Regions from separate parts of the Homo sapiens genome. Here region 1 is linked to region 2. The links are chromatin loops, found by intact Hi-C in ENCODE. Cell type or tissue: psoas muscle. All regions are shown on one strand. Links, peaks and the distances in the headings refer to the core of each region. The heading gives the core; the rest is flanking DNA. Region 1 has its middle 77 kb from the start of RALY. Region 2 overlaps RALY (RALY heterogeneous nuclear ribonucleoprotein).

Evidence for each region. Hi-C counts contacts between places; a loop is a spot of excess contacts. Peaks named below come from ENCODE experiments on the same cell type or tissue, not always from the same donor. Only the 100,000 strongest peaks of a DNase experiment are listed, where the experiment ranks them.
Region 1: it touches region 2 in a loop (8-fold over the local background); 21 of 110 quality-filtered maps call a loop at or near these places.

What each region holds. Positions count from the first base shown.
Region 1 is chr20:33,908,554-33,924,358 of GRCh38, reverse strand. It overlaps the pseudogene TPM3P2. Among named protein-coding and RNA genes, the nearest start is that of RALY, 77 kb to the left of the region's middle. RefSeq lists a silencer at 4,062-4,261. In psoas muscle, for the core only: a CTCF peak has its summit at 8,492 (motif pointing left); a DNase peak (open chromatin) is centred at 8,488.
Region 2 is chr20:34,061,513-34,077,317 of GRCh38, reverse strand. RALY (RALY heterogeneous nuclear ribonucleoprotein) reads right to left here. Exons shown (of 10, transcript NM_016732.3): 3 at 4,988-5,252; 4 at 3,683-3,755; 5 at 3,452-3,499; 6 at 1,278-1,444; 7 at 503-616; 8 at 73-290. The coding sequence starts at 5,243. Among named protein-coding and RNA genes, the nearest start is that of MIR4755, 20 kb to the right of the region's middle. RefSeq lists an enhancer at 1-918. In psoas muscle, for the core only: CTCF peaks have their summits at 7,274 (motif pointing right) and 7,923 (motif pointing left); a DNase peak (open chromatin) is centred at 7,307; H3K27ac peaks cover 1,927 bases.

The DNA.
Region 1 (15,805 bases), core at 4,549-9,548, 150 kb after region 2:
CATTTCACATAGACCATGATGTAGATGTGTTGCCTGGAGTTGTGTAACAGGGCGGCCTTGTGGCCCTCCACATAGGCCACTAACTCTTGGTCTCCATGAGAGTGGCACCTGGCTGCTGTCGCTTCTCCAGGAGGCAGAGCCCAGTCTCAAACTGGATGGAACACTCCATGCATCAGTGGAGTGATAAATACTCAACATGACAATCTCTCCCACTCCATGCTTCCCACAGCACCGCTTATATCCTGGGAGTAAAACGTTGACCTATGGCTCTGCTATAAAACTCTTGCTGACAATATTCATTATGCAGTCATCCCTCAGTAGATGTGGGAAATTGGTTCCAGGATACTTTCCCTCCCTTGCGCACACCAAAATCCACACAAACTCATGTCCTGAAGTCAACCCTGAGGAACCCGCATAGGAAAAGTCAGCCCTGCATATATGCATACTTGGCATCCTGTGAATATTGTATTTTCAATCTGCATTTGGTAGAAAAAAAATCCACATATAAGAGGGCCCATGCAGTTCAAACCTGTGTTGTGCAAGAGTCAGCTGTATTATTCAATGCCTCCTTTGAAGAACTCAAATGACAAGCTCCCAGGACAAGTTGGGGTGTCTTGAACAACTGGTAGATTTCCTTCTGGACAATAATGAGAGTTATGGAATCTACTGGCTTTCCTTTTTACCTTCACCATCAAGTGGCCCAAAGTGAGGTTAAATGCCCTCATCAAGATCACCAATGACCTCCATGTTGCTAGATCCAATGGTCAGTCCTCAGTCCTTACCTTATTTAACCCATTTTCCGTACTTGACATACATAATGACATTCCCCCTCTTGAAACTCTTTCTTCGTTTGACTTCTAGGATCCTTTACTTTCTTAGTTTTACTCCTAGCTCACTGGCCTCTTCACATTCTTCTTTGTTGATTCTTCCTCATCTCTCCAACCTTAAAACATAGGAAAGTCATGAGTCCAGTCCTTTTTCACACTCTGCCATACACCTCCACTGGCAATCTCATCTAGCTTCATGACTTTAAATACCACATCTATGATCATGATGCCTAAATTTATACCTCTAACCTGGACCTTTCTCCTGAACTCTAGACCCATATGTCCAATTGTCAATCTGATGTCTCTTCTTAGATATCCAACAGGTATCTCAGACAACACACATCCAAGACTCAACTCCTTATCATCAAAGCTTCTCTACCCACAGGCCTCCTCATCTCAGAAAATGAAAACACTCATCTTTTAGTTGCTCAGACCAAAAACCCTGGAGACAACCCTCTCCCTTTTTTTTTTCACACCCCACTCCAATCCCTCAGCAAATCCTATCACCTCTACCTTTAAAATATATCCTGGAGCTGGGGACGGTGGCACATACTTGTAGTCCCAACTACTGGGGAGGCTGAGGTGGGAGGATCACTTGAGCCCAGGAGTTCAAGGCTGCAGTGAGCCAGGATCGTGCCACTGCACTCCAGCCTGAGTGACAGAGTGAGATTCTGTCTCTATTAAAATTTAAAAAAATAAAATATATCCTGTATCCAACCTCAGCTCCTCACTGCTTCCACTCTATTCCAAACTACCATCACCTCTTGCCTGGATTACGGCAATATTCTCCTAACTGGTTTTCCTAATTCTGCCCTTGTCACCCTTTAGTCTATTTTAATGACAGCCTCCAAAGAGATTTGTTTCATGCCATCCTCTGTGCCTCCAGTGGCACCAGGATTCTTGGAGTTAAAGCCAAAGTTCACCCTGGCCTATAAGGCCCCAAATGGTCTGACCCCCTGTTTACCGCTCTGATCATCTCTCCTACTGAGTGACTTCCTTCGTGCAAAAGATGATGACTGGTGGTCACAGAAGTGGATGAGGTCACTCAGGGTAAGGGAGTTAAGTGGAAAGGGAAGGGGAGGGGAAGGGAGAGAAAGGGAGGGAAGGGGAGGGAACCCAGGATAGAGTTTGACCAAAAAATGAGGAGCCTGAGAAAGACAACCAGAGGTCAAGGAGAAGGACCAGCAGAAGGTGGGCCCACCAAAACCAGAGAGAGAATGTCTCAAGAAGAAACAATCTCTCCTCACTGAGGGCCCACAAGGCTGAACAACCCATCTTCAATTTCCCTTTCGTGCAGTTAAACTTTTTAAACCTTTTTAAATGATGAGCCATTTGTCAGGGATGCAGCATCTTGGCAGCCAAAACAAGTAAGGAGAAAAAATATTAGCATCTTTTCACTGGTCATTTTTTCTCCCTTTCAGCCTAAGCAGGCCAGAACCAGTATTCATTATTAATAGACGCATGTTTTATTAAAGGTATAAAGACCAAAGATTTGTAACTTTAATAATCCAGATTCTTATTTTAAATTCTCCAACATTATTATTTATTGATCGGCTGGGGAATGTTTCTTTTGTGATCACCAACCTGCCAATTCCTGGAGGGTTAATAGAAGTGGTGAAATTAGAGGAGCTAGCACTGGCACTGATTTACTCCAAGGTGTCCAAAACAACTCCCACAAAATGAGCATCTGCTTTGTGCCAGGCCCTGGGCCAGGCATGGGGCATCAGAGCCAGAAGGGTTAAGGCACAGCCCTCCCCTAATTGGGCAGGCAGAAAAACAAATAATTATACGGACAAGGCAATTACTCAGGTGTGTGGGGGAGCAGAACTGAGTTGTCAGATGCTTTTCTCTGGAATTAGGAAGATTTAAGTCTCAGTGCCACAACTTACTAGCTGTGTGATCTTGGGCATGATACATTCCCTATCTGAGTCTCAGTTTTCTCGTCTGTAAAATGAGGACGGTGTGGGTTTTCATGAAGATTAACTGAGCCACTGATGCATACAGCTTGTTTGGCCTGGTACTCAGTGTGTAGAAAGCCCCCATTCAATGGTAGCTGAGGCAGTGGTGGTGGTGGTGGTGGTGATGTGAACAGTTATAGGGGCTGGGCGCAGTGGCTCACGCCTATAATACCAGCACTTTGGAAGGCCGTGGTGGCTAGATCATGAGGTCAAGAGATCGAGACCATCATGGCCAACATGGTGAAACCCTGTCTCTACTAAAAATACAAAAATTAGCTGGGTGTGGTGCTGCGCGCCTATAGTCCCAGCTACTTGCGGGGCTGAGGCAGGAGAATCGCTTGAACTCGGGAGTCAGAGGGTGCAGTGAGCCAAGATCGCCACTGCACTGCAGCCTGGAGACAGAGCGAGACTCCGTCTCAAAAAAAAAAAAGGTACGGGGGGCCAGACACAATGGCTCATACATATAATCCCAGCACTTTGGGAGACAGAGGTGGACAGATCTCTTGAGCCCAGGAGTTTGAGACCAGCCTGGACACCATGGCAAAGCCCCATCTATACCAAAAAATTTACAAAAATGTGCCGAGCATGATGGTGCACTCCTGTAGTCCCAGCTTCTGGGGAAGCTGAGGTGGGAGAATCACTTGAGCCCTGGAGATTGAGGCTGCAGTGAGCCGTGATCACACCACTGCCCTCCAGCCTGGGCAACAGAGTGAGACCCTGTCTCAAAAAGAAAAAAAAAGCAGGGGCACACACTCTGGGCATTAATTCTTCCTGAAGGAGAGGGTTAAAAGAAGGTTTCACAGAGGAGGATATATTTGAGCTGGTTCTTGAAGGATAATGAGGATTTCAAAAGGTTGACAAGCTGAGGGAAGAACATTCCAGATGGAAAGCTGTCAGGGAGAAACTCACTGGTGAGCAAATGTGAGCCGTGTCGGGGAAAAGCTGAAGAGCTCTGTGGGCTGAGGACATGGTAGCTTGAAGTGCCTGGTGGGAGGGTGGCAACAGTGCAGAAGGTCTCCAAAGCTAGGCAAGGGATCTGGGTTCGCCCTAAAGGTGATGGGGAGACTTGGAGGTGTTTTTTTTTTTTTTTAATTGTGGTAAAAAACATATAACAGGCCGGGCACAGTGGCTCACACCTGTAATCCCAGAACTTTGGGAGGCTGAGGCGGGCGGATCACCTGAGGTCAGGAGTTTGAGACCAGTCTGGCCAACATGGCAAAACCCCATCTATACCAAAAATATAAAAAATTAGCCGGGCGTGGTGGTGCACGCCTGTAATACCAGCTACTGGGTAGGCTGAGGCATGAGAATCGCTTGCACCTGGGAGGTGGAGGTTGCAGTGAGCCAAGATCCTGTGACTGCACTCCAGCCAGGGTGACAGAGCCAGACTCTGTCTCAAAAAACAAACAAACAAACAACAACAACAACAAAAAAAAAAAAACAGGCTGGGCATGGTGGCTTACATCTGTAATCGCAGAACTTTGGGAGGCCAAGGCAGGTGGATCACCTGAGGTCAGGAGTTCAAGACAGCCTGACCAACATGGTGAAACCTCACCTCTGCTAAAAATGCAAAAAAAAAAAAAAAATAGAAAAGAAAAAAACATATAAAATTTACCATCTTAACCATTTTTTAGTGTATGGTTCAGTAGCATTAAGTGTATTTACCTTTTTGCGCAACAGATCTCTACAACTTTTTCATCTTGCGAAACTAAAACTCTCTCCCCCTTGAACAACTTCCCGTTTCCCCTGTCCTGGGCAGCCACCATTCTGTTTTCTGTTTCTAGGAGTTCGACTACTTTAGGTCCCTCATGTAGGTGGCTGGCTTATTCACTTAGCGTGATATCCTCAAGGTTCATCCATCTTGTGGCATAAGACAGGATTTCTTTCTTTTTACAGGCTGAATAGTCAGGCATGAGCTCACACCTATAATCCTAGCACTTTGGGAAGCTGAGGCAGAAGGATCATTTGAGGTCTCGAGCTTGAGACAAGCCTAGGCAACATAGTGAGACCCCCATCTCTACAAAAAAGTAAAAAATTAGCTGGGTGTGGTGGTGCATACCTGTGGTGCCAGCTACTTGGGAGGCTGAGGTGGGGGGATCATTTGAACCCAGGAGGTCGAGGCTGCAGTGAGCTATGATTGCACCACTATACACCAGTCTGGGTGCCAGAGTGAGACCCTGACTAAAAAAAAAAAAAAAAAAGGAGGCCAGGTGTGAGGGCTCATGCCTATAATTCCAGCACTTTAGGAGGATTTCTTGAGCCCAGGAGTTCGAGACCAGCCTAAGCAATATGGTAAAACCCTGTCTCTACAAAAAAATACAAAAAAAAAATTAGTTGGGCTTGGTGGTGCATGCCTGTAGTCCCAGCTACTCGGGAGGCTGAGGTGGGAGGACCACCTCAGCCCAGGAGGTTGAGGCTATAATGAGCTGGGATCATGCCACTGCACTCCAGCCTGGGTGTCAGAGTAAGACCCTGCCTCAAATAAAATAAAATAAAATAAAATAAAATAAAATAAAATAAAAGGCTGAATAATGTTCCATTGTATGTAGATATCACATTTTTATCCACTCATACATAGCAGGGGGGGTGGGGGTTTAAACAATCCCTCCAAGGGGTGGTGAGGAGGGTGGTATGTAGAGTGAATTGAAGCAGCCAGATTGGCAGCAGGGAGGCCAGGGAGGGGCTGGTGCAGCCGCCCAGGTGCATGCGATGATGGCGGCCAGGCCTCAGGTATGGCAGAGGTCTTGGATACAAAAGACATTGTGGAGGTAGAATTGGTGGTATTTGATCATTGGCGATATGATATTTGTCCTAACTTTAGAAATCTAGAGGTGACTCAAGTCATTCCCGTCCTCTTACTCCAAAAGTGGGAAAGAGGGCCTGGCTGGTCCCTTCAAGGGTGAGGAGGAGGATAGAGAATTGCTATGGTGGGCGAAAGGCAAATGCCAACACTTCCAGTTCTATTAGGTTGGTGCAAAAGTAATCACAGTTTTTGCCATTAAAAGTAATGGCAAAAACAAAAACTGTGATTACTTTTGCACCAACCTAATATAATCCTTCAGAAAGTCCCCACTCTGTAGACTATCTTCCCCACCCTGTCCCCCAGCATGTGACTGGGACATTGGGCAGGATGGCTAGCCAGCCACGTGGGTGAGAGAACACAATCCCAAGGGGAAAGGGAGCTGGGCTTCTGGTCCCTGTACCACCTGTGTCTTGCTGTGTGACTCTGGATATGTCCACACCCCTCTGTGGTTCTCAGTTTCAGTGTGTAAAGTGAAAGCGTTGGTAAAGCATTGGTGCTGCCGTGGATGGTGATGATGATGATGATGGCGGTGGTGGCCAACTCTTTTTGAGTGCTTACTCTGTGCCAGGAACTCTTCTAAGTGCTTTTCAAGCATAAATGCATTGATTCATTTTATTCTTCCAGCACGATTATAATCCCCATTGTACGAATGAGGAAATGAAGGCAAGAGAAGCAAAGTTACTTGGCTGAGGTCACAGTGATAACAGGCAGAGCTGGAATTCAAATGCAAGCAGTCTGGCTCCAGACCACTCCCTGGAATCACTTGGGGAGCTTTAAAATATCAGATTCCTGGATCCACCCCAGACCTGCTGGATCAGAGCCTCTTGCTAACAAGCTCTCAGGGCTGAAGGCAGGGATTAGGGCTGAGGGTTCCATGGGGACAGACATTGCCTGGGTCTAGCCCAAGAGACAGTGGACCCTGATTCTTCCCCCACCTGCCCCAGCACTGATGTTCCCTGGGTTTGGGGGTGACTGACCCTTTTGGAGACAACCTGCAGGGTGTACCCAGATTATTCCCACCCTCTCACACATGACCTGGAGGGAGCAGGCTCCAACTTCCTCATGCCCTCCCTGGAGTCCTCAGAAAGGGTCCCAGCAGGACCTACCTGTTACACAGGTAATAAATGACCCTAAGAAAAGATACTAAACCTCTCTAGCAACCCAATGTCTTAGTTCGTTTTCTCTTGCTTATCACAGAGTACTTGAAACAGAGTAATTTGCAAAGAAAAGGGATTGACTTCTTACAAGTGTGGAAGCTGAGTAGCCCAAGGTTAAGGGCTTGCATCTACTGAGAAGCTTCTGGCTGGTGGAGACTCTCTTCAGTGTCCCAAGGCAGTGTAGGGCATCACACATGGTGAGGGGGCTGAGCGTGCTAGCTTAAGTCTTTCTTCCTCTTCTTCTTCTTCTTTTTTAAAAAAATTAGAGATGAAGTCTCACTATGCTGCCCAGGCTGGTCTCAAACTCCTGGGCTCAAGCAATCCTCTATCCTCGGCCTCTCAAAGTGCTGGGATTACAGATGCAAGCCACCACGCTCATCCCTCTCTTCCTCTTCTTATAAAGCCACCAGTTTTACTCCCATGATAATCCAGTAATCCACTAACCTATGAATCCATGAATAGATTAATCCATTCATAAGGGCAGAGCCCTCATGACCCAATCACCTCTTAAAGGCCCTACCTCTCAATATTGCCACATTGGTGATTAAATTTCAACATGAGTTTTGCAGGGGACAAATATTCAAACCACAGCACTCAGCAAATGGGAGTTAATGCAATAAGAAAACGCCCTGGAAGGTTCTCAAGAGGGAAGGGCTGTAGTCAGACACCTTCCTAATCAAATTCATCCCTGCTCCATTTGGAATTTGAATGTACTCGAGTGCTCACAGGAGCTAAATTATTCTTTTTGTACATATGGTAATGACAGTATTAGGCCCACAAATATCTTGGTATGTGGTTATTTTTTAAAAGGACAACATACTGTCAAGCTAGATACCAACAATCAGTAATCGCTCAAGTAATCACTTTTTAAAACTTCAGTCTAAAAAAGAGTTCAATAATTACTGCTATCCGCAATAAGAATGAATCTCATAGACTCAGTGAATGGGCAAAACAAGCCAGACACAGAAAGCTAGATACCAGATGATTCCATTTATATGAAATGCAAGAACAGACAAAACCAATCTATGGTGATAGAAGTCAGGATAATGGTTATTTTTGAGGAGCGTTGACTGGAAGGGAAACTTTTAGGGAGGTGGAATGACCTGTGTCTTGACCTGGGTTGGAATTACACAGGTGTACACAAAGTAAAGATTCACTGAGTTGTACATGTATAACTTATGCACTGTACTATGTGCAATTCATGCCTTAAAAATGTTTTAAAGAGTTGGATTGTTTCTTTCTGGTTATCCATGTCTTTCGTTAACATTCAGATAGTGACTGAGAACTGACTGAGCGCTTACAATGTACACACCCACTCAAGTGGGGCAAGTGGCAGAAACAAGGGAAGGTTAGGCCTTGGCTTAGCCAGCACTGGACTCTGGACTTACAAGGCTTACAGCTGGAGGGGGCTACCAAGGCCAACTGTGCTTGATGCCATTGAGACTCCCACTCCCACACATAGTCCAAAAGAGCCAAGGCCAGGCCTGCGCAGCCTGCTCCACTGGGGGAGTGAACCACTCAGAAGGCAGCTGAACGGACTGGGAATAGGAGAAGCTATTAGCAGCTACCCTGGCCACGGGGCCCTGCAGGATCAAAGATGAGAACTGATCGGGCCCACAGGGCAAGGGGGAGGCCAGAGCCAGCAGGAAGGATAATTAGGAAAGACATCAGGCCAGGCTGGACAATGGAGGCTCAGAGATGTCAGGATTCTCACTCCCTGTTGGGACCACATGGCAGGAGGCAAGGGCTCCCCCTGGGGGCCAGGCAGGTAATGGACAATGGTCCCCAGATAAGAGACCAGAGACGTCCAGTTCATGCCCAACATTTCACAGCAAGTCAGGGACTCAGCCAGGACAAGACCCCACACATCCTGCACTCTATAGGCTTCTCCCCACCATCCCAGCAACACCCCAAGGTGATGTTTATTTCCTACCCTGAATGTTCCACATTCTACGTTCCCTGCATTTTCAGCTCTTTTTTTTTTTTAAGACTTAATTCTTGATTCTTTTGACAGCTTACATCATCCTGAAAGTAAAGTGAAAAAGCCATACCACACTACCCACTTTTAATACAGATCTTTGTAGATTGGGAAGCATAAACCAACCAAAAGAGTGATAATTAGTTCTGAATTCAAGTGAGGTTTATGGAATGTGAACCATTTGGGTAATCGGCTGGGGTGGTGCCATGAAGTGGTAATTAATTTGTTTTTTTCCCTAAAATGTTTTACTTAATTAAGGGAGGTGTTGATTTATATACACCTGTCCCCTGGGGATGGTTTGTAAGGCAGGAGAAAATTCCAACTGTCTCCCCGCCACGTTTCTCATCAAATTATTTCATTACATTCAGATACACTTTTGCAGCACTGATTGTGACAGATTCTGGAGTTATGAGCTCATAAATACTGGGGGGTGGGGGGAAGCTGGAGATGCACACTTAATGGGAAATGTTCTCATAATCAAAAGAATATTTCAAGCTGTGACAATGCAGGCCAAGAGAGGGAGGGGGAGCCACTTCAAAGAATAACAGGATGCTGAATAACCCAGCACCTGCAGCTCTGCCTCCTTCTGAGTCAGCTGGGCTCTCAAATATCAGCTTGCGAAGGGCGAATGTCAGGAGGATTTGTAGCTAGTCCTGGGTTCTTTGTCATAACTTACTTGGAGCTGATAGTAGCTTAAGTTTGTTCATTTACTTAACAAATATTTATTAAGCAGCTACTATGTGCTGGGCACTGTGCTACACACTGGGAATACAATAGTGAACAAGACAAGTTTGTTTCCTACCTTCATGGAACTTACAGTCCAGGAAGAGAAAAAAATATAAACAAGTAAAAGAATAAATAGCTGATAAACATATGCCTACTCGATGATCTAGCAATTCTACTCTCAGGCATATATCCAAAATAAATGAGTGCATCTCTCCATGGAAAGACGTGTAAAAATGTTCACAGCGGTGTTATTCAACAGCAACCAGTCAGAAGCAACCCATGGTCGGCCAGCAGAAGAATGAATAAATGAATTGTGTTATACTGACACAATGGAACACTGCTGTGCAATGGGGTATTGCTATGCAGTACTCCATGCAACAGCAATATAAAAAGAACAAACTGCTGTTGCATTTATCCACATGCAAAAATGTGGCTGTATCTCACAGACAATGATGAATGAAAGAATTTAGGCAAAAAGTGTCCAAATTACACGATTCCACTTACATGAAGCTCAAAGGCAGGCAAAACTCATCTATGACAGAAACCAAATAGAAATTAGAATAGTGGCTACCTTTGAGAAGAAGAGACATGAGGGAGCTTTCTGGGGTGTCTGGGAACCTTCTATGTCCAGATATGGGGAACGGTTACAAGCACACATGTGTAAAAAGTCATAGAGGCCAGGTGCGGTGGCTCACGCCTGTAATCCTAGCACTTTGGGAGGCCAAGGCAGGTGGATCACCTGATGTCAGGAGTTCGAAACCAGACTGACAACATGGTGAAACCCCATCTCTACTAAATACAAAAAATTAGCCGGGCGTGGTGGCACATGCTTGTAATTCCAGCTACTTCGGAGGCTGAGGCAGGATGATCACTTGATCCTGGGAGGCAGAGGTTGCAGTGAGCCGAGATTGCACTATTGCATCTCAGCCTGGGCAACAGAATCAAAACTCTCTTTCTCAAAAAAAAAAAAAGTCATTGAGCTATACACTTAATATTATACTTCAATTAAAGCACGCATTTTAATGAGATCCAATACATTTTAAAAATAATAAATAGCTAAGATAATTTCACATGTTGATGAAAGATGTGAAGAAAATAAAACCAGGCCACAGGATGGGGAGCAAAGACCCTTCCGCAGAGATAGCTTTGAGATGCCACCTTTTCTGGAGGTGGCCCATGGGAAAACCTGAGGAATAAGCATTCAAGATAAGGAAGCCGCAAGGTCACTGGCTTCAAGGTGGGGCATCTGGGCATGTCTGAGCAACAGCACGGATACCAGGATAGCTGGAGTGGGAGAGTAGAAGAGGCCAGGGGGACTGTCAGGAGCTGGCCAACCCTATGGGCCACATAAGGATTCGGGTTTTATTCTAAGCATGATATGAGCCATTGGAAAGTGGAAGCAAAGAAATGGCATGACCCAACTGACCTGATTTTTTAAAACTGAGGCTACCTATTGGAATGTGGGGGGGGGGGAAACTGACAGTAGGAGAAACGGCTGCAGTGCTGAGTGGAGAGGCAGGACCTGGAGCACAAGCAGGGGCTGGGTGGGCACCGTGGCTGGGATCGCCACCATCAAGGCAGTAAAGCGCAAGAGCCAGGTTCAGCAGCAGCAGGCAGATGATGCAGAGGAGAGAGCTAAGCGCCTCCAGCGGGGAGTAGAGGGAGCAAGGTGGGCCCGGAACAGGCTGAGGCCAAGGTGGCCTCCTTGAACCATAGGATCCAGCTGGTTGAAAAGGAGCTGGACAGTGCTCAGGCGTGCCTGGCCACTGCTCTGCAAAAGCTGGAAGAAGTGGTAAAAGCTGCTGATTGAGAGTGGGAGAGGTAGGAAGGTTATTGAAAATCGAGCCTTAAAAGATGAAGAAAAGGCTGGGCGCGATGGCTCATGCCTGTAATCCTAGCACTTTGGGAGGCCGAAGTGGGTGGATCACCTGAGGTCAGGAGTTCAAGACCAGCCTGGCCAACACGGTAAAACTACTAAAAATACAAAAATTAGTCGGGTATGGTGGTGCGCACCTGTAATCCCAGCTACCCGGGAGGCTGAGGCAGGAGAATCACTTGAACCCAGAGGGCAAAGGTTGCAGTGAGCTGAGATTGCACCACTGCACTCCAGTGGGTGACAGAGGGAGACTCTGTCTCAAAAAAAAAAAAAAAAAGATGAAACTCCAGGAAATCCAACTCAAAGAAGCTAAGCACATTGCAGAAGATAGGTAGGAAGCATGAAGATGGGGCTCGGCTCATAAGTTGGTGGTTGTTGAAGGAAACTTGGGACGCAGAGAGGAACAACCTGAGCTGGCAGAGTCCTGTGGCTGAGAGATGGAGGAGCAGATCAGATCGATGGACCAGAACCTGAAGTGGCTGAGTGCTGCCGAAGAAAAGGACTCTCAAAAAGAAGACAGATATGAGGAAGCAACTGAGATTCTTACTGATAAACGCAAGGAGGCAGAGACCCGGGCTGAGTTTGCCGAGAGATCGGTAGCCAAGCTGGAAGAGACAATTGATGACTTGGAAGATAAACTGAAATGCACCAAGGAGGAGCACCTCTGTACACAAAGGATGCCAGACCAGACCTGCTTAACTGAATGAGATGCAGAGCACCCCAGTCCCACCTTGCCACTGCTCCTCCCTCTGACCCCAACTCCAACTAGGCCAGCCTGCCCAAAGCTGCCCTTTAACTGAGGGTTGATCTTTAACTGGAAGGCTGCTTTCTCCTTTCACCACCCCTACCTCCCCCACGTGTCTTTTTTGCCAAACTGTCTCTGCCTCTTCCCAGAGATTCCAGCTGCGCTAGAGGCTGAGCACCTTTGGGAACAACATTTAAGCGAATGTGAGTGCAACACATAATGTCTTTAAAAGCATGTTGTGTTGTATACATTTAGTAATTACCTTTTTTGTTGTTTTATAGCAACCATTTGTAAAACATTCCAAATAGTTCCACAGCTCTGAAGCAGCAATCTAATCCCTTTCTCCCTTTTGGAAGGTGACTGTTTAGCTTACTGTATATTGCTTTCTCTAGAAAAAAGGGAAAAAGGTATGAGCCTGCCTTACTGAGAACCAAACAGAGCCCGGGGAAAGACTCCACTCTGGGAAATCATAGCTTTGCACAAAGTACCAGCCAAACCAGAAAGGTGATTCCAGGAGTTAGCCCAAAAACAACAGCAACAAAAAATGTGCTGTTCAGGTTTTCAGCTTTAAGATATCTTTGGACAAAGTTATTTTTACTTTTTTGTTTTTTCATTAGAAGTGACCAAATTAAGCCAGGCGCAGTGGCTCACGCCTGTAATCCCAGCACTTTGGGAGGCTGAGGCAGGCGGATCACTTGAGGTCAGGAGTTCAAGACCAGCCTGGCCAACATGGTGAAACCCTGTCTCTACTAAAAATACAAAAATTAGCCAGGCATGGTGGTGGGCGTCTGCAGTCCCAGCTATTCAGGAGGCTGAGGCAGGAGAATCACTTGAACCTGGGAGGCGGAGGTTGCAGTGAGCCAAGATCGCGCCACTGCACTTCAGCCTGGGCGACACAGCAAGACTCCATCTGGGACAAAAAAAAAAAAAAAAAAGAAGTGACCAAATTAAGACGGTGAGACCTCTGAGACCAAATTTCTGTCCCATCTCCACCCCATTCCCAGCCGCTTACAGAGTGGATCATGTGCCCCTTACATTGAGGTGACCACTTGATTGCTCTCCTGCCTCCTTGAAAGAAAGAAGATTATGTTTTTGCCACTGATTTAGCCACATGAAACTCATCTCATCACCCTTTTCTGGGTTTGAAGCTGCTGTCTCTAAAAGTGCCATGTCATTGTGCTTTGTATCAGTCAGTGAGAAATCTTGAATAGCTTGTGTACAAAACTTTTTAAATGTCATATTATTTTGAAACTTTGCTTCTTTGGGTTTCTGGCACCCTGGCTACCCCCTCTGGCTGTGAGAGCTCTCCACAGTCTGTAGGCTGGCAGGTTGCTGATCTTTTAAAGTTTCTTTCCCTACCTAATCCCCACTTTTTGGTAAAGTTTCTAGGAGGTCTGTTAGGCGTACAAACTGCAGCTTATTGGCTTACAATGTACTCTCCTTTGATGCCTCTTTGACGACAACTGGGAGAAAAAGAAATCAATAGTGCAACTGTTTTGATACTGAAGACTGATGAGTGTCTTTTTGAAATAAAGAACCAGGCCACGCATGATCGCTCATGCCTATAATCTCTGCACTTTGGGAGGCCAAAGCAAGTGGATCACTTGGGGCCAGGAGTTTGAGACCAGCCTGGCCAACATGGTGAAACCCCATCTCTACTAAACAAAATGCAAAGAAATTGGCCAGGCATGGTGGCACATACCTGTAATCCCAGCTACTCAGGAGGCTGAGGCAGGAGAATTGCTTAAACCTGGGAGGCGGAGGTTACAGTGAGCCGAGATTGCACCATTGCCCTCCAGCCTGGGCGATAGAGCAAGACCCTGTCTCAAAAAAAAAAAAAAAAAAAAAAAAGAAAGAAAGAAATTAAGAACCAGTCCCTCCAAAAAAAGACCCAAACAAACAAGCAAACAAACCCTGACTGTACAGCACTGGTGAGGATGTCAAGCAATAAGAACTCTCACACATTGCTGGTGGGAAGGCCAAATAGTTCAACTTCTCCGGAAAACACTTGGCAGTTCCTTACAAAGATAAATATACACTTAACAAACTACCCAGAAATCTCTTTGGCATTTACTCAAGTGAAACAAAAGCCTATGTTGAACCAAAAAACATATGAAAATGTTCATATCAGCTTTAATTATAATCATGAAAAACTGGAAACCCCAAATGTTTCCCCATTGAGGAATGGTTAAACTGTAGTCGAGCTATACAATGTAACCCTATTCAGCAATAAAAAAAAGGATGTCTACCTTAAGTAAACAGGAGAGAGACCTGCTCTCCAGAACAGTTGCCCTCCAGGACAAGCAATTGATACATACAAAAACTTGGATAAACTTCAAATATATTGTGTTACTTAAAACAAAGAGTTTATTTGGGAATAGCAGGAGCGATATGCATGCTCTGGTGAACCACAGGCATATCCAAAGGAGTTTCCTTTTATAGACAAAAGGAAAAGTTCACAAAAGCTGCTTTGAAACAAGGACCATTGGTTACAGGGGCCTCCTGCAATAGTTGGCATCCACTCATTGGTGAAGGCAGCCATTGTTAGTCAAGTGTTCTTGTGCAAGAGGCTTATCTGAAATTTTTGAAATTGTTGTGGTTTTCAGAGAGTCCTTACAATCATTCCAGTCATAGGCATATGTGCACGAGAGCCCTTCCTTCAAGGCCCATGGGCTCCATTTTGTTCGGGGTCAACATAAGTGACTCCATTTTGATTACTGAAAACGTCCACAAGGACCAGCAATGGATACGTGCAAAAATGTGGATGAATCTCAAAGGTATCGTGTTACCTAAAAGAAGCCAAAGCTACTGTGTGATTTCATTTATATGGCATTCTGGAAAAGGCACAACTATGGTGATGAAGAACAGATCAGTGGTTGCCAGGGGATCAGGGTGAAGGGAAGGTTTGGTTACAGAGGGCCCTGGCCACATGACAGAATCTGCTTCTATATCTTGATTGTGATTGTGGTTTCTGATTCTATGCATTTTTCAAGACTCCTAGAACTACACACCAAAAAGAGTGACTCTCCGCTGCATGAAGTGGCTCTTGCCTTTAATCCCAACATTTTGGGAGGCTGAGGTGGGAGGATTGGGATCTCTAGAGCCCAGGAGTTCGAGACCACCCTGGGCAAAATAATGAGACTGCTTCGCTACAAAAAAATAAATTAGTCGGGCATGGTGGTGTGCATCGGTACTCCAGCTACTCAGGAGGCTAAGGTGGAAGCATTGCTTAAGGCTGCAGTGAGCTGTGATCACGCCATTGCACTCCAGCCTGGACAACAGAGCAAGATCCTGTCTCAAAAAAAAAAAAAAAGTGACTCTTACTATCTCCAAGTAAGTTTAAAAATAATTTTTAAATGTAAAAAATAAAAAATAGGTTATACTTTCCTATTGAAAATCAGACCACCTGCAAGTCTGGAGCATTGTTGATTTAGGGCATGCAAGGATGCTGGTCCAGGCCCTCCCAAGCATGAGCTAGCAAAAGTGCTGCACACTCACAGCCTGCTTTTCCTCTGGGCATTACTTTTGCCATAGCCTGCTGATCCCCAGGACAGGGGGACTGGCTTAGCAGCAAACCAAAGACAACGATTCCTGGGCAAGTGATTTATGAAGTGCTCCTAGGAGAAACTGGCAGGAGTGGGGGAAGAAGATAGGAAAGAGAAAAAGCCAAGCAAGAGTGCACTAGCAGATAGCGTCCCAGCCTCAATCTGATCCCACTGGGAGCCGAGGAATGTA
Region 2 (15,805 bases), core at 4,775-9,774:
CCATTCCCCTGTTGGCCTCCTGAGAGTAGGAGCACAGTCGAGTCCCAGTCGTGCCCCTGGCCAGGCCCTCACCAGCTCTTCCTCGCTGTGTGTCAGGAGCCCTTCCTCATCGCCGTCGTCTCGGGTCCGTGCTTCCCCCTGGGGCAGGCCTGCCTCAGAAGTTGTGTTCTCTTGGGGGGCTGGTGGCCGGCTGCTGCCACCGCCACCGCCACCACCACTGCCACCGCCACCGCTGCCACCACCACCGCCGCCGCCGCCGGCGCCACCTCCATCACCCTTCTTCTTGCCATCTTGAGGGGAAGGGGTGGAGGAGGGGAGAATAAAACTCAGCCTGGGGTAGCTGTCTAGGGCAGCACCTTAGCGGAAGCTGGCCTCAGCATGGTGAGTGCAGGTGGTCCAGGATCTGCAGGGCCACCCTAGCTCCTCTCTCCCATGTACTATTTCCCCATGCTCTGCCCTGTGCCCTGGTCATGGAGGTGGGTGAGAATCCTCAGAGGCTGACCTGGATTGGCCTTTTGCTCCGCAGCGATCTGCTCCAAGCGGCTCAGCAGGGCATCGATATTGGACTTGATCTGTGTCAGCTCCGTCTTGATGGCCTGCAGCTCACTGCTCTTTACTGGGAGTGGAGGGGGGACAGGGCTGTCACCTAGGGGGCTGGAGGCTTGACACTAGCACAAAACCTCAGCCCTGTTCTTTCAACCAGGAAAGCAGTTATTTTTTGTTTTGTTTTGTTTTTTCCCTGCTTAGGAAAAAGGTCTCCTCCTTAGACTACCTGGCGTCCATCCCTACAGTGACAGCACACACTTCTGAACCTGGCTATCTTTTCTCCTGATCTCTCAACTCTGAAAGGGACCAAAGACAGACAGGAGCACAGGTGTGTATGTGTGGTGTGCTCTTCTGTGTGCACCTGAGCAAGAACATGTGTCTTTTGGAATCTGAATTCCTGGGTGATTAGTTAAGCAGCATGTGTGTACCAGAGTGAATGTGGAGTAATGGGCCTGGGTAGACCTGTCCTTATCCTTACTAGAGGAAAGATGGCACCATTTCTTCACTGGGCACCATATCCAGCACTGGACTCTCTGTGCCCAACACAACCCCTCCTCCTAAAACATCAGCTGTTTCCTCTTAGAAATGCATGAAAATACTTGGCTGTGTTAGAGCAGCAGAACTGTGGAAGACTTGTTGTTTTATCTATGTTCCAATGTAAAAAATGTGATTCTATTATTTTGCTAATGATAAAAATGCAAATTACTTAGGAATATGATACAGTCACTCACACTTGATCTTGGCTGAGCTGGTGGTGACAGCTGTGGAGCGGGCAAAGAGCTTGACAGGTACGTTAGTTTTGACACGCCGGACCAAAGGGACTGTGACCCGGGGTCGCTTCACAGGGACCGCCCTGGGCACTGGCACGGGCGACAGACGGCCCCGGTAGTCGAAGAGCCTGTGAGGGCAGATGGGCCAGAGGCTGCAGCATGGCTTGTGGCCACCAGGGCGGTATTGCAGCTCCGGCTACAAACGTGTGTGGCTGGTGAGGGGCTGGGAGGCCTGCACTACACACCTCTGCTGGCTCCTAGCAAGCCCTGGAGTGAAGAGGAAGGGCTTGCCGGACCCTGATGGCTGTTGGGATCCTCACTACCTCACTACAACCTCTCCAACCATCCAGGCCCAGTAAGGGCAGGCAAGGCATCAGGTGGTAGCAGTTATACCCCATTCAAAAGAGGAGACATCCCTAGGTCCCCTGGCACCCAGGCCTGCTCTATTACATGACCTGGCTTCTGCTTGGTCAACTGCCACCCCAACCTCTGCTCAGAGTTTGCAAATCTCAAAGCAGCACAAATCCCCAGCTAGGAATAGAGAGGTATGGGAGTGGGGGTCAACTGAGCCTACCTGAGCCTCAGTTTCCCCATATGCCAAATGAGGATGGCTATCCACATTCAGTGTCCACCCAAGGGCACAGCATGAAAGAATTCGGTTAAAAACACACTTTAGAACGTGTAATAGATGAAAGGTCAGGGTACTGAGACCCTCAATTCACGAACCCATGACCTCAGAGGCATAAGACTGAACTCTAAGCCCTTTCCTTACTTGACCTCCTTAATCACCACATCCTTCGTGCTCCATTCCAGAGACAAAGGCCAGGGGCTTGGTAGAGTATCAAGGTTGGGCAGCTCAATCAGACCCCCCCAGGGCTCCCAGGCTGTGCACTGCCCCCAACCAAAGTCATCTCCAAGCCCTCTCTAGGAGGGCTTCCTTTCCAGCTGACCAGGCAGAAACTCAGTAGGCTGAGAAGTGGTCTCTCTGACATCTGTTGCTGCCACCTTTTTCAGGGAATCGCAGCCCAGGGGGTAAACTTTGGGTCAATTTTCCTGACAACGGCCAGGAAACCTGCCATCACTGGGCAAAAGCCCCATTCCTTGGGGCTCCTTTGTTCAGGGAGCCCCTTCCTGGAGGTGGTGATGGCTGCAGATGGAGAGTCTCTGGGAATGGATCCGATCCCAGACCCTGCATTTCTGCCCCCAAGGGGAGGGAACGGCTCTGGCCTTGGTCAGAATCACTGAACCACAGAATCCCAGAGCTGGAGGAGCCTGGAGAGATCACTTGGTGCAAGCCCATTTCACAAACTGGGAAGGGAATTTGCCCAAGATCACATAATCCATTCAGTGGCAGAGCTGAGATTAGCATCTAAATCTTCTGACCCCCAGGCTAAGACACTTTCCACTACACCACACTGTCTCCTGAAACGACTCACAGGGGCGGGGTGGGGATGGGGGCGGACGACTCATGCTCAGAGAGGCACTGTTCTTCTTGGGCTGCCTGGGGTGGGCTAAGCTGGACAGAGGGAGAGAAGCAGGGAGGAGGAGAGATTTGAGTTAGTATCTACCATGATTTCTACTCAAGAATGTGGCTAGTGCTGTTGTAGTGGGAGCCCACAGCCTCTGGGCTGGAGTCTGGGTAGGGCTTGGGAGTGCAGGGTAGACCACAGCCCGCCAGGGACTAATTAGACTTCCAAATGGCTGCTGGCCTCTTGTCTCTAAATATAAACCCAAGAAGCTTAGACTGAGCTCTGGGGCTCCTACCAGCTGCTTGGGCACCTCACAGAGGGAAGGGCTCAAACTCCCTGCAACCAGCGCTGTACCCTGTTGTGTATTCCAACTAGCCACACTTACATAGCTCTTGGCTGTACGGTCTCCTTGAGCCTCACCCAAGGACAAGAAGGAAAAAGGGCAGTTAGCATGGCAGACAGTGTTGTATGGTGGTAGGAGCTCTGGCCTGAGCACCTGCAGCACAGGACCCCAGTCTCAGCTCTGCTACCGACTGGTGGAGCAACCCCAGGCAAACCTCTGGGTTTTGGTTCTCATTTGGAGAACTCAGTGGGCTGCACCAACAATCTCTCAAGACCCTTCCAGCTTGGCTGTTTCATGCCTGGGCACGCCCCTCCCCTGCTCACCTGTCGTAGAAGTCGTCCCGGTAGTAATCATAGTCAAAGATGTAGCCACTGGGGAAACAAAGGGGAGAGGGCTGGAGCTTAGGGACGGCCACTCAGCCCACTTTCCACAGGCCCTCATCTCCAGACACCTCCCCAAGTTCTAGATTCAGCACACTGTCACACCAGCATTTACTCCCTCTGTGGAAAGAGAGAGTCATCCCACCAGACAGACAGACAGTCAGACAGCCCCACCTGTATATGGCAGATGCTGCTCTCTTTAGCCCCTTGGGTCTGTCAGGCTTAGGCTCTCCAGCCATGTTGATGTCTGTGTGGAGGGAGAAGGCAGAGTTGGAATGCTAACATGACAGTGTGCCCACACACATCAACCTCATGCACACGCACAGCAATTCATGTGCTTACACGGTATACACATGGATTCTGCTCACTGATGGTGCCAACAAAGGTCTTCATACATCTAATCTTCAAACATTAGATTCATATCCAGGTATCACATGGATATGCCTGTTTATATGTCCATACACTTTCAGATCCATCCAGGCATGCTCATAAACATGTCCTCCCCCCCGCCCCACCACACACACACGTCGAATATTCCTATATGCATTCTCAAATACACTCATGTAAATGCGTAACACATCAGGTACATGGGAACGCATACACAGAGCCACACTCACACATACATTCACATATCCAGGTAAGAAACTCACACACAGGTAACGTGTATTCTCAAGTACACTCAGTATAGACAACTACCCACATGCAAATGAGCCAATGCACATTCACATGGATGTTCTACCAAACACCTTCATGCCTAGAATAGTCCTTACTACATGAAAAGGTCTCAATAAATACCTGGTAAATGAATATATGTATATCTGCTGACACATTCAAATATGTTCTCTCTCTCACACACACACACACACACACACACACACACTACATCTATACATACAAGGGTTGTGTCCACATATCTCCACATGTTCAGTCAATCCATATACTTCTTGTTCAGGAAAAAACACATACAGATACCCCTTTTCAAACATACACATATACACAGGAGTAAATGCACATGCATGAACACTGTACATACTTCAAGAGAGACCACTAGCATAGTCATATCACATGGACATGACACCAAAACCAAGCGTATTCACACTGTCCTTGTGCTCTCAGGCCCTCCTGCTCGCTCTCAGAAAGGGTTCTAACCTAAGTCATCTGTACCCGGTGTAACAGGCTGTTCTAGGCCACTCTGTTCTCTTTCTCTGGAGAATCTGCATTTTAACTGGAACTGTAAAGCCTGTCACTAAGAAGCTCTGAGAAAGCAGAGACAGGTCAGAAGTGTTTTCCAGAGGCTTCTAAAATTCTTCCCTATAGGGATTAATTTTATAACTATTTAAAACTTAAACATAGCTTATAAATTTATAAAATCTCAGAGCAGTGGTAGCGGTGAGAGAAAGAGAGAAGGGGGTTGAGAACTGGATAGTGATAGCAGCTATTCTAGAGAATACTAGGAGAATATAGTGAAGAGAGGCTTACCCAGGGTCTGCCCGGCCAGCACCCGCCCATTCTCTCCCAGCACAGCTGCCCGGGCATGGCGCTCATTGGAGTACTGAACAAAGGCATAGCCCTTGTGCACAGAACAGCCGGCCACACGGCCATACTTAGAGAAGATGGTCTCCACATCTGATTTCTTCACCAGAGCTGTGTTGAGGTTTCCAATGAAGACTCGAGAGTTGATGGACTTGGGGTCATTCTTGTTGGTTACATTGCTTGCCTGAAGCTTCAAGGACATGGTGCCCACCTGAAGAAAAAGAGCCTCGGTGAAGCTGGGTCCCTGGGCTGGGCTCAAGGACTGCCCACGGCCCATATCCTGGATAAATGAATTGCCTCTTACCTTCCTTAACCCTTATAGCATCCAGCCTACCTGTTCCTGCATCTTGTTTTCTTGTCATATTACCAAGAGTTGCCACATATTGGCTGCTGACCTCATGCCAGGTGCTTTACATACATTCCCTCATTTGTTACTCACATGATATGCAGAACCACAACATTTTACAAGGGAGAAATCTCACATTCAGAGAGACCACAATGTTAGTGAATGGCAGGGCTGGGATCTGACCCCCTGATCTGCTTGACTCTAATTCTTTTGAGTCTACTCCTTTAATGCTCATCTCAAATGTTATCCCATTCAGGATCTAAATTTGAAGATCTTCAATGTAGAACCATGGTCACATGGTATTTGCAAGTGATGTTTACTCTAGACCACCACCATATGATGAAAATTGCAGGGGCCGGGCATGGTGGCTCACAACTGTAATCCCAGCACTTTGGAGGCCGAGACGGGTGCATCACCTAAGGTCAGGAGTTCGAAACCAGCCTGGCCAACATGGCGAAACCCCGTCTCTACTAAAAATACAAAAAATTAGCCAGGCGTGGTGGCGGGTACCTGTAATCCCAGCTACTCGGGAGGCTGAGGCAGGAAAATTGCTTGAACCCAGGAGGTGGAGGTTGCAGTAAGCCACTGCACTCCAGCCTGGGCGACAGAGCCAGACTCTGTCTAAAAAAAAAAAAGAAAAGAAAAGAAAACTGCTTAGTCTGATCCAGACACAGACCTGTCTGAATTGCTACCAACCATTTTGAAAAGGGTATGCTAGCTAAGCCCGATAATGGTTTGAATTTGTGTCCCCGCCCAAATCTCATGTCTAATTGTAATCCCCAGTGCTGGAGGTGGGGCCTGGTGGGAGGTGACTGGATCATGGTGACTGAAATCATGCATTTCCCCCTTGGTGCTGCTCTCATGATAGTGAGTGACTGCTCGTGAGATCTGGTGTTTAGACGTGTGTAGCACCTCCCACTGTCTCTTTTCCTCCTGCCCTGGCCATATGAAGACGTGTCTACTTCCCCGTCGCCTTCCACTATGATTGTAAATTTCCTGAGGCCTCCCAAGAAGCAGAAGCCTGTACGGCCTGCAGAACTGTGAACCAATTAAACTTTTCATTATAAATTACCCAGTCTCAGGTATTTCTTTATAACAGTGCAAGAATGGACTAACACAAAGCCTCACCAGGCACTCGCTGTGGCTAAGGGTGGTATACAATACTGAATAATCCCAAGATCCCACAAGTTAATGTCATGATTACTCATATTTTACCAGAAACTGATTGACAAGTTCATTAACTTACTAGTAATGAGCATTCGAACACAGGTCAGTCTGTCACTAAAGTCTATTTCTTTCAACTTTATCATTTTGCTTCCCAGAGCTAAAGCCAATTTAGATACCACAGAAAGTCAGCACATTCACCTGAGAATTATTTTTAATAAATTTATTTTTTAGTTACCCATATTAATACTAACTCGTTCAAATTTTGTTCTGTTTGGCTTAGAGATGAGACTGCACCTACCCTTTGCTCTCTATATTCTGGCCAGGTCTTTTACCCCAAAGGGCTGTACAAATTTTTCCCGTACAGTTTACGGCTGGGCATAGGCTCCAAGAGGAAAGGGGAAAGGAGAGAAGCTCAATTTCAGTAGGAAAAGCCTCAAGTTAAGCCTTGGCAGTTCCCGGCCCAGTCTTCTGCTCATTGGTACAGGTTGATGCCACTCCCTTTTGGAACCCTCCTATCTCAGTAACCTAACCTTAAGGCCATTTCAGGTGATAAAAGACTCCAAATAGCATATATAAAAACTTTCATCAGTCTGCCAACCTATTTACCTAATATTTTGGGGGGACTTCTTTTCAGTGAACTGGAAAAGATACATCTGTATCTCTTATCCCACTAGGGGATAAGAGACTCTTTTTCTCTTAAATCCTCCCAGCCTGGAAGCTGGCACGTTCTGACCAGCAGGTGGTACTGTTTACAAGGGAATCATAGGCTGGACGTGAGCCCAACTTGGGAAGAAACTGCTCCCAGGGTTAGGCTTAAAGTGAACCCAATGGATATACTAGAGTCAGCAGTGCATTATCTCAGATAAAGGAAAGGGGCTGAGAGGGTCCCATCACTGCTACTGATGAAGGGGCTGGTGCCAGCTTTGGAACTGACTTGGAAAGAGACAGACTCTTGTTACTCAGTTTGCCTTTGGTTCCACTCATCTACACTTATCAGGCAGTGAGGGACACAAAGGTAGTAACACACTGTGCATACGAGGCAGGAAATGCTCAATACATGTTTTTCCCATGGGCTTGCCATTCCTCACAGTTCTCGCTGACAGTCCCTCTCCTACATGGATGACAAGCCATTCAAGGGTTAATTCCTTGTCTATCCACGGGTATACAAGAAGTTAATAGGGCCCCTGTGTGGGCATCAGATGATTCTCTCCTAGGTGGTTCAGCTCAAAGTGCTATAGTTTTGGCCTAGGGAGAAGCCACCTGCTTTGGCTAGAGGGAGTCAACCAAGCCTGGGGTGTGGATAGAGATACAAAGAGTGACCTCTACTGGGAGCCACAAGCACCACTGAGCAGGAAGCATTTGCTGAACAGCTGTTCGTGGTATTGTGACGAGATCAGGACTCACCTTGACTGGTGAGCCAAGTTTTTAAGGTTTGGCCCTGCCAGTCTTTTCTCTCATTCCTTGGGGTTTGGAATGATGTACATAAAAGGACTTTGCAAACCCTAAAGCCCTTCACAAGATCTTGTAATTACACTGGCTTGCACCTCTTTATTCCAATACTGCCATCTGCGAACCCCATTCTAGATGAGGGTAAAGGTCACAGTGGAACACATTCTGTATAATGCCAAGGAGGGGCAGCCAGAAGCCATGGCATATGAAGATCAGTTTTCTGATCTGTAGAGGAGAGACTTGGGAAGTGTATGTATGTGGTTGCAAATGCTGCTCTGGGTGAGAAATCTGCAGTTAAAAGGAGAAATGCTCACCTATGGCATGCGCTAGGTACCCAACCTCTTGAGCTCCTCGTCTAAACAGCCCCCTATCCACTTTCATGCCCTGTACACTCCTTTGGAAAGTGGGATGTGCTACAGTTGTGTGGACTCCCTCAGCCCAAGGAGACAGGTATCTGTGGGGGTGTGCAAAGGCTTGAGTGACCACACACATGTTGATGAGGCTCCTCTAAGTGAGGGATAGAGGTGGGAAAGGGAATGAAAAGGAGGTAGAGCCAGGCTAGGTCTCCCTGAACTGCCAGGTTCAAGTACAGAATCCTAATGAGTCCAAGAATTCTAAATTAAGACATGGTATTCCAGGTTGTTGGGAACATCACAATTTATTAGCTTCATTCAGAACCTTCAAATGTTTAAACATATGGTACATGGGTCTCTATTTGTACTCTTATTACTCTGCCCTGCAAATGTTATAGGGCAGGCCTGACAAAACTCGGGGCACAGTAAGTGTTCAATCAATGTTAGGGAGGGAGTGGTTAAACATATGTCCCAGGAGGTGGTCAGAAGGTCTAGCTGTGGGCTGCCTTAAGTGGTTAGGACCACTAGGGCAGAGGTCCCAGATACCATTTTCTAATCTTTCAACCAAACACCCACTTCCACAGACCAACTCAATCCCTCCCACCCAATTCTTCCTATGCTTTTCAAGGTACCCCCTAGCTTAGAGTGGCAGCCCTAGAAAATATTGACATCCATTCAGCAGGAGCTACTTCACTTGGTAAGCTATTTCCTGCCCTGGGCCAAGCTCTGCCTCACAGATTAGCTGTGTAATTGAGAGCAAGGTGTCTGCAGCCCCCAGGGGTCCTAGGTTTAGCAATGAGCTGAGGAGAGGTGGGTAGAAGGATTGTTCTTGGTGGCTGGGGGAAAGGAGAGAAGCAAATTTATTCCTAGAGACTTCTGCAATGTCAGATGAGCAGAGACCTGTGTGCACATGGAGCTTATAAATGCTCTTACTCGGAAGAACAGAAGAGAAGTTTTACCCACAGTAAAAACTTGGCCAGGATGCTACAGCTAGTGAGTAGCAGAGACAAGATTACCCCATGGGTCTTCTGACGCTAAGTCTAGGGTCCTTATATTCCATTTTTCATTTGGGGCTGGTAAGAGACAGGCCCCCAGGACACTGAGGAGCTGGGAGAGAGCACAGTGTCTCAAAAAAAAAAAAAAAAGAAAAAAGAAAAAAGCTACGTTTGAGAAAACTGGGGACTGGCTCCCCAATAAGTGCCTTCACCTTTACCTGCAGGAGAAACAATTGCTGCATAAAAGCTGGGCCTTTTAAGCTAATTAAAATCCACTAGTGAAACAGGCTTTGAAATGCAATTTACGGCTCAAAGGGATGGGCCTGCTTCTCCAGGCTAGTAAGAGTAGAAGAAATGTGGCAAAAACAAATTCAACAAAAAACAAGCCTGAACATGGAGAAAAGTGGCAGGGGTTTGCAAAGGTAGAAAAGCCCTAAAAGGTACCTCTGATCTTTGGGTAAATGAGACACCCAGAGAGCCGTCACAGTAACAACAGCCACTGGCTGGGCACAGTGGCTCACGCCCATAATCCCAGCACTTTGGGAGGCCAAGGCAGGTGGATCACTTGAGGTTAGGAGTTCAGGACCAGCCTAGCTAACATGGTGAAACCCCGTCTCTACTTTAAAAAAAAAAAAATTAGCCGGGCATGGTGGCAGATGTCTGTAATCCCAGCTACTTGGGAGGCTGAGGCAGGAGAACTGTTTGATCACCGCCACTGCACTCCAGCCTAGGCGACAGAGCGAGACTTTCCGTCAAAAAAAGAAAAAAAGAAAAGGACGGCCACTAATTACTGAATGCTGCACAGTATTACAGTATTTAACCCTCACAACAGCCCTGTGAGGAGGTGTTTGACATAGGGAAACTGAGATAGGTTCAGAGAAGCAAGGTAACTGGTTAATAGAGCAAAGCCAGAACTGGAATCAGGACCTCAAAAACAGGCACCTGCAGGGGCAAGATTGCACATGGCACAGGGATGCCTTGGGTTCTGACTTCCCTGGCAAGATTATGTTACCTTGAGTCAGCCACACACGCTCTCCTTGGTCCTCACCCTTTCCCTTTTCTACTACAATTCCTCACAGTTGTACAGAATTTTAGTGAACAAAGCCAGTTTATATCTCTTATGGTATGAATGTGCCTCCTCCACCAAATCTGTGTGTTGAAACCTAATCCCTAATGTGATGGTATTAGGAAGTGGGGCTTTGGGAGTGATGAGGTCCCAAAGGGAAGGGAAAGACCTCAAGAATGAGTTTAATACCTTTAAAAAAAAAAAGAGCCCCAGGCCAGGAAGTGGCTCACGCAAGTAATCCCAGCACTTTGGGAAGCCAAGATGGGAGGATCCTTTGAGGCCTGGAGTTGGAGACCAGCCTAGGCTACATCATGAGACCCCATCTCTACAAAATAAACAAATAAGAGGCCCAGAGAGCTACTTTGTGTCTTCTATCATGTGCGAACACAGTGAAAAGATGGTTGTCCATGAAACTGTAAGAGGGCTCTCACCAGACATCTGTTGCCCAGGCTGGAGTACAATGGCACGATCTTGGCTCACTGCAACCTCCGCTTCCCGGGTTCAAGCAATTCTTCTGCCTCAGCCTCCTGAGTAGCTGGTACTACAGGTGCCCGCCACCACAGCCAGCTAATTTTTGTATTTTTAGTAGAGACGGGGTTTCACCATGCTAGTCAGGCTGGTCTCGAACTCCTGATCCACCCTCCTTTGCTTCCCAAACTGCTGGGATTACAGGCATAAGCCACTGCACCCATCCCGCCCCATTTTATAAATGAAAAAAAAAAAAAAAAAAAGAGGATCAGCAAAGATAAGTGACTTACTTAAGGTCAACCAGCTGGTGAGGGGAGTGTAGCTAGGGGTCCTGAATCAAGGCTTCTTACTCGACACTCTCCATTCCACTGTCTCAATGGCTGTCTTAACACTCTAAAACTCTGCCATGTCACCCCTCATGTGCTCCAAATCCTATCAGATCAAGTCTAGTCTCAGGCACTCAGAGAACTCTGTAAATCCTCCCCAGCACTAAATCTCTTCCTCCTGAAATACTCATTTCAAGGGAGGAGCTGCTGCTTTAGGTCTTGATGCCCCCAATGCTATTTATAGTCTCTGTCTTGGTTCAGTCCTGCTGGACCCCTCTGGCCTTATTCTCCTGCATGGGGATGAGGGTCACAGCAGCCTGTGGCCAGCTCTCTGCCCTTAGATAACCCTGGGGACATCCGGGTGGTTCAGAAGGAAAACAGCTACTAGTGATGGGAAGACTATTTCTGGAGAAAGTCAAGCAATTAGACTCATCAGTGTCCAGGGCCTCCTTGGTCCAGAGGCTCCTGCTTTTACCAGGCGGCCAGGGATGACAGAACATCTATTAATCTCATTAAACTGGCCAAGCCCTGGTTCATTAGCAGTGCCCAAATGATTGTTACTGGCCAGACAGGACTAATTTCCCAAGGAATGCTCTTTAGTTCCTGACCATTCCCACTCTCATGAGTCAGCTCCCTGCATGTCAAACAGCAAAAGCTCCTGGATGGGTGAAGTGTAAGCAGTGCAGGCTACAGGTCCAGAAGGCTTGGCCTTGGCTCTGCTGTTCTTAGTCATGTGACCTGCAACAAGTCATTTAACTTCCCTAGGCCTTCTTGTCTTTAATCCGAAAACAGAAATAATCTCTTCCCTGATTACCTTTCAGGTCTGATACAAGAATCAAATAGGCTAATTGATGTGAAAGCGCTCTGTTGCATCTGTAATGTACTATCAAAGAATATGGATTATGCCAATTTCTATTATTACCCACTTCCTATCTCCTTCACTCACTTAACAAACATTTCTTGAGTGTCCTCCTCTGTGCTGGCACTGTGGAGATGCTGGGAAACACCGTGCTCACCAGTCTTCTGCTCTACTTGCTTTTCAAGAAGCCCCCTCTCTGGGAACCTGTTTTTTAAAAACGATTTCTTAGTAACAAAGGACAAATGCACATGAAATAGCAAAAATAGCTCAGGCCCTAGAGTCCGACAGGACTGAGTTCCAATCCGAGACCTATCACTTGAAACTGTAACTGTGGCCATATCCTTTCACTTGCTGGGCCTCAGAGTCCTCAACTGCAAAACGGAAATTATACCAACCTCCCAGAATTAGGATAAGAACTGGAGATAATATGAGTAAAGTGCTAGTATAATGGGTGGGACTAGCAGGTATTAAGAAACTGGATAACCCAAATGCTCTATGAAAACAGATGAACCTAGCCTGGCACTCTAGCTCCTCCACATCCCAGCCCTAAGATGGTATGTTCTTTACTATGTCATCTCCCTGTGCATCACACTTTGCCTGAGAGTAAGGGAGTTGGGGGTAGGGAGTAGGGAGCCTATGCATGCTCTCCCTTGTCCTAGTATCTGCAACCAAACCTAGAAACTTCACAAAGGTGTCCCTGCCCCATTCCTGTCAAACCACTACTGAATGGGGCTGGGAGAGGACGGAACCACCAGCCAAGAGGGGTTCCAGCTTTGCTGAGTCATTCTCACCCCTCAACTGTACTGCGCGGTCCTATACTACTGACATTGGTATCCATATCTAATGGGCCCTGAGAGGATACCCCAAAGCAGAAACAGAAGGCAGGCCTCAGTTATCTCCCCATAGCATGCTCTGGGTATATAATCCCACCCTCCCTGCATCTTGAACACTAACTCTACTCTTGTCTGTGGCCTTAGGCTGAGGCTTACCATCTGCGACAAGCTCCCCTTCATAGTTCCAGGAAGGGGACAAGTTAAGGAGGGATGGGTAGGTAACTTATGCCTATAATCCCCGATACTGAGTTAGAATTGAAGACCTACAAATGATTGTCAACCTCTTTATTTTTTGCCAAATAAGTCATCCAAACACAGACTTATCCATCTGATTGTAATTATAAATATCCAAACACGGAGCTAATTATGGGCCAGGTATTATCAAATAACTAACTAACCAATCATTTATTTATTTATTTATCCAGCGGTTGGTCTGGGACCTCAAGCAAATCCCAATCCAGCAGGCGACATCTACCATGGCCACAAGGCACACGTGCCCTGAGATGGTCTACTCCCCAAGCAAAGTAGTCTGAGAGATCAGAGAAGGGGTAGGAGCAGCACGGAAGGCTCTACCAAAAGGGAGAGTGTTTAAGAGGAATTCCCATTGGGTAGTGACACCAGAAGAGGCCTGGCAGGAGGGAGGAACAATATACAAAATGTATCCCTTTCTCCTCTTTGATCCCCTTATTCTCCTCTTCCTCCTGTACATAGAGCTGGAAATAGAAGTTTGAAATACAAGAATGTCTTCACTGCTGTCTCCTGCTTCCCTGGATAGATGCATACTTATTCTTGCCTTGAGGGAGAACAAAAAGGGAACATACAATTTAATATGTAGAACTTTATACCAGGCACTGAGTTGAAAGCTTTACAGGCATAATCTCTTGTAATCCTGATCACAATCTAATGAGATATGTAGTATCATCTGCACTCTACAGATACAACTGAGACTCAGAAACAGCTTAATTTGTCTACAGTCACATTAAGTTGCATGCTTTGGACCGAAAGACCCAAGGGCTTGTCTGATTCTAAAGCCTGTGTTATTCCCATTCCACTAGATTGCTCCCACTGAGCCCCCATCCACAGGAAGAATGGTCTTGGCTTTGCTGACATGCCATATGACCTAGGTTTTAAACCATGTGACCACAAAAGGTACTCCAGGCCCAAACATGTGATCATGATAACCATCATCAATACTTGTGGAGTACTTACATCCCAGGAACTGCACTAAGCCTTCTGCTATGAGATAGTGATGATACATGTTGTGACCATTTCACATACGATGAAACCAAAGCTTGGTGTCTGGTCTTGCTCAAGCCAGGAAATGACAGAGGTAGGATGAATATGTGCGAGACCAGAGCTGGTCTCATAATCTTGGCCCAGAATGGCTTCAAAACTGGGCATGCCCTGTATCTGCCTGGAGGTCAGTTTCTTCCTCTACCTCCTAACACTGATCCTTTGAGCATAAACTCACAGGGCCTAGCTGAAGGCATACTCTCAAGTCCAAGAGCCAATCAGCACTTGCTGTGAGCTTTGGGGATGGCCCCCGCCCCATTCCTATGCCTTAAGAGTTGGCTCCTCACACTGATAATGTGGCAAGATTAGTCACTGCTTGCTGTTGGTTGATTATAGCTATTCTGTTCTGTAAATGAAGTTTAAAAGTCATCAAAGGGTTTGTCAGCTGTGACTTATGAGCCTCTTTCCCACAGGGAAGTCAGGCAGTGACAAATGCCCCTCTTGTTTTGCCATCCATTACAAGTTGGAAGGTGCCATGTTCCAATTACTGGAAACCCCGATGGAGCTCAAGGAAAACCCTGCTCCAGGCTATGGCCATTACTCAGGCCTGGCAGGGCTGCCATAGGCCCAGGCCCAACTGGGTAGGAATGGAATAAGAGTGTTCTTCTGATTTTGTGAGCAGGCCCCTTCTACCCCTTAATTTGTGTTATCCCTGGTGGTTTATCCTAGTCACATTTCACAGACAAATAAAAACATAGGTATCATGTGGGCTGTCTGAAAGTATGCAGGATCAAGACTGCTTATGACAGGCAGACATAAGGAAATAAGGTCATGCTGTCCTATGAACTAGGTAGAAAATATGATGTTGAGGAAGGGTGGGGAAGGCAGAGAATAAAGTATGTAGGATGTTCAGAGAAAGTAGAGAGTAAAAGGAGCCTTACAGATCCTCTAGAGTAACCAATGGCCTCAGTACTGAATACTCATTATATGCCAGGCCTATCTAGCTAGGTGCTGTGGAACCAGAGATGAATAAAGTCCCTGGTTCCTAGGATATGCCAGGCCTATCTAGCTAGGTGCTGTGGAACCAGAGATGAATAAAGTCCCTGGTTCCTAGGATATGCTGCATGATCTAGGGAATAAAAACCTAGGTCATGTGGCATATCCTTGAGGGTAAATAAGAAAAATTAAGTCTCAGAGAAAGGGACTTGCCCAAGGTAACAAAGTAAGTTAGGGTCAGTGATAGAAAAAGAAAGCAGATCTTTACCATTAGTGATACAGAGAAAGTACAGTGACAAGGGAGCCCTCATGTGGAACAGGCTCCTTACACAGAACATGCCACATAACTCCCATTCAAATTCTACCTACTTGCTTACTTACCACACCTTTGACCTCTGGCAAGTCCTATAACCTATCCAAAGTTTCAGAAAACTTACTACAGAATTGTGGAGAAGATTAAATAATACACATACAGTGCATAGCAGTAGGCCAATCTTAAGTACTCAAAATATTATTTACCATCAAATAATCCCCAAAACAGTACTCTGAGGCAGGTATTATTAATCTCATAATCAAAAGACTTAGGTTATTTTTCACACTGTCACACTAACTAAATAAGTCAGTACTTCTCAAAACTATTTGTGGTGAAGAACCAGTTTTTTTCTTTTGTTTT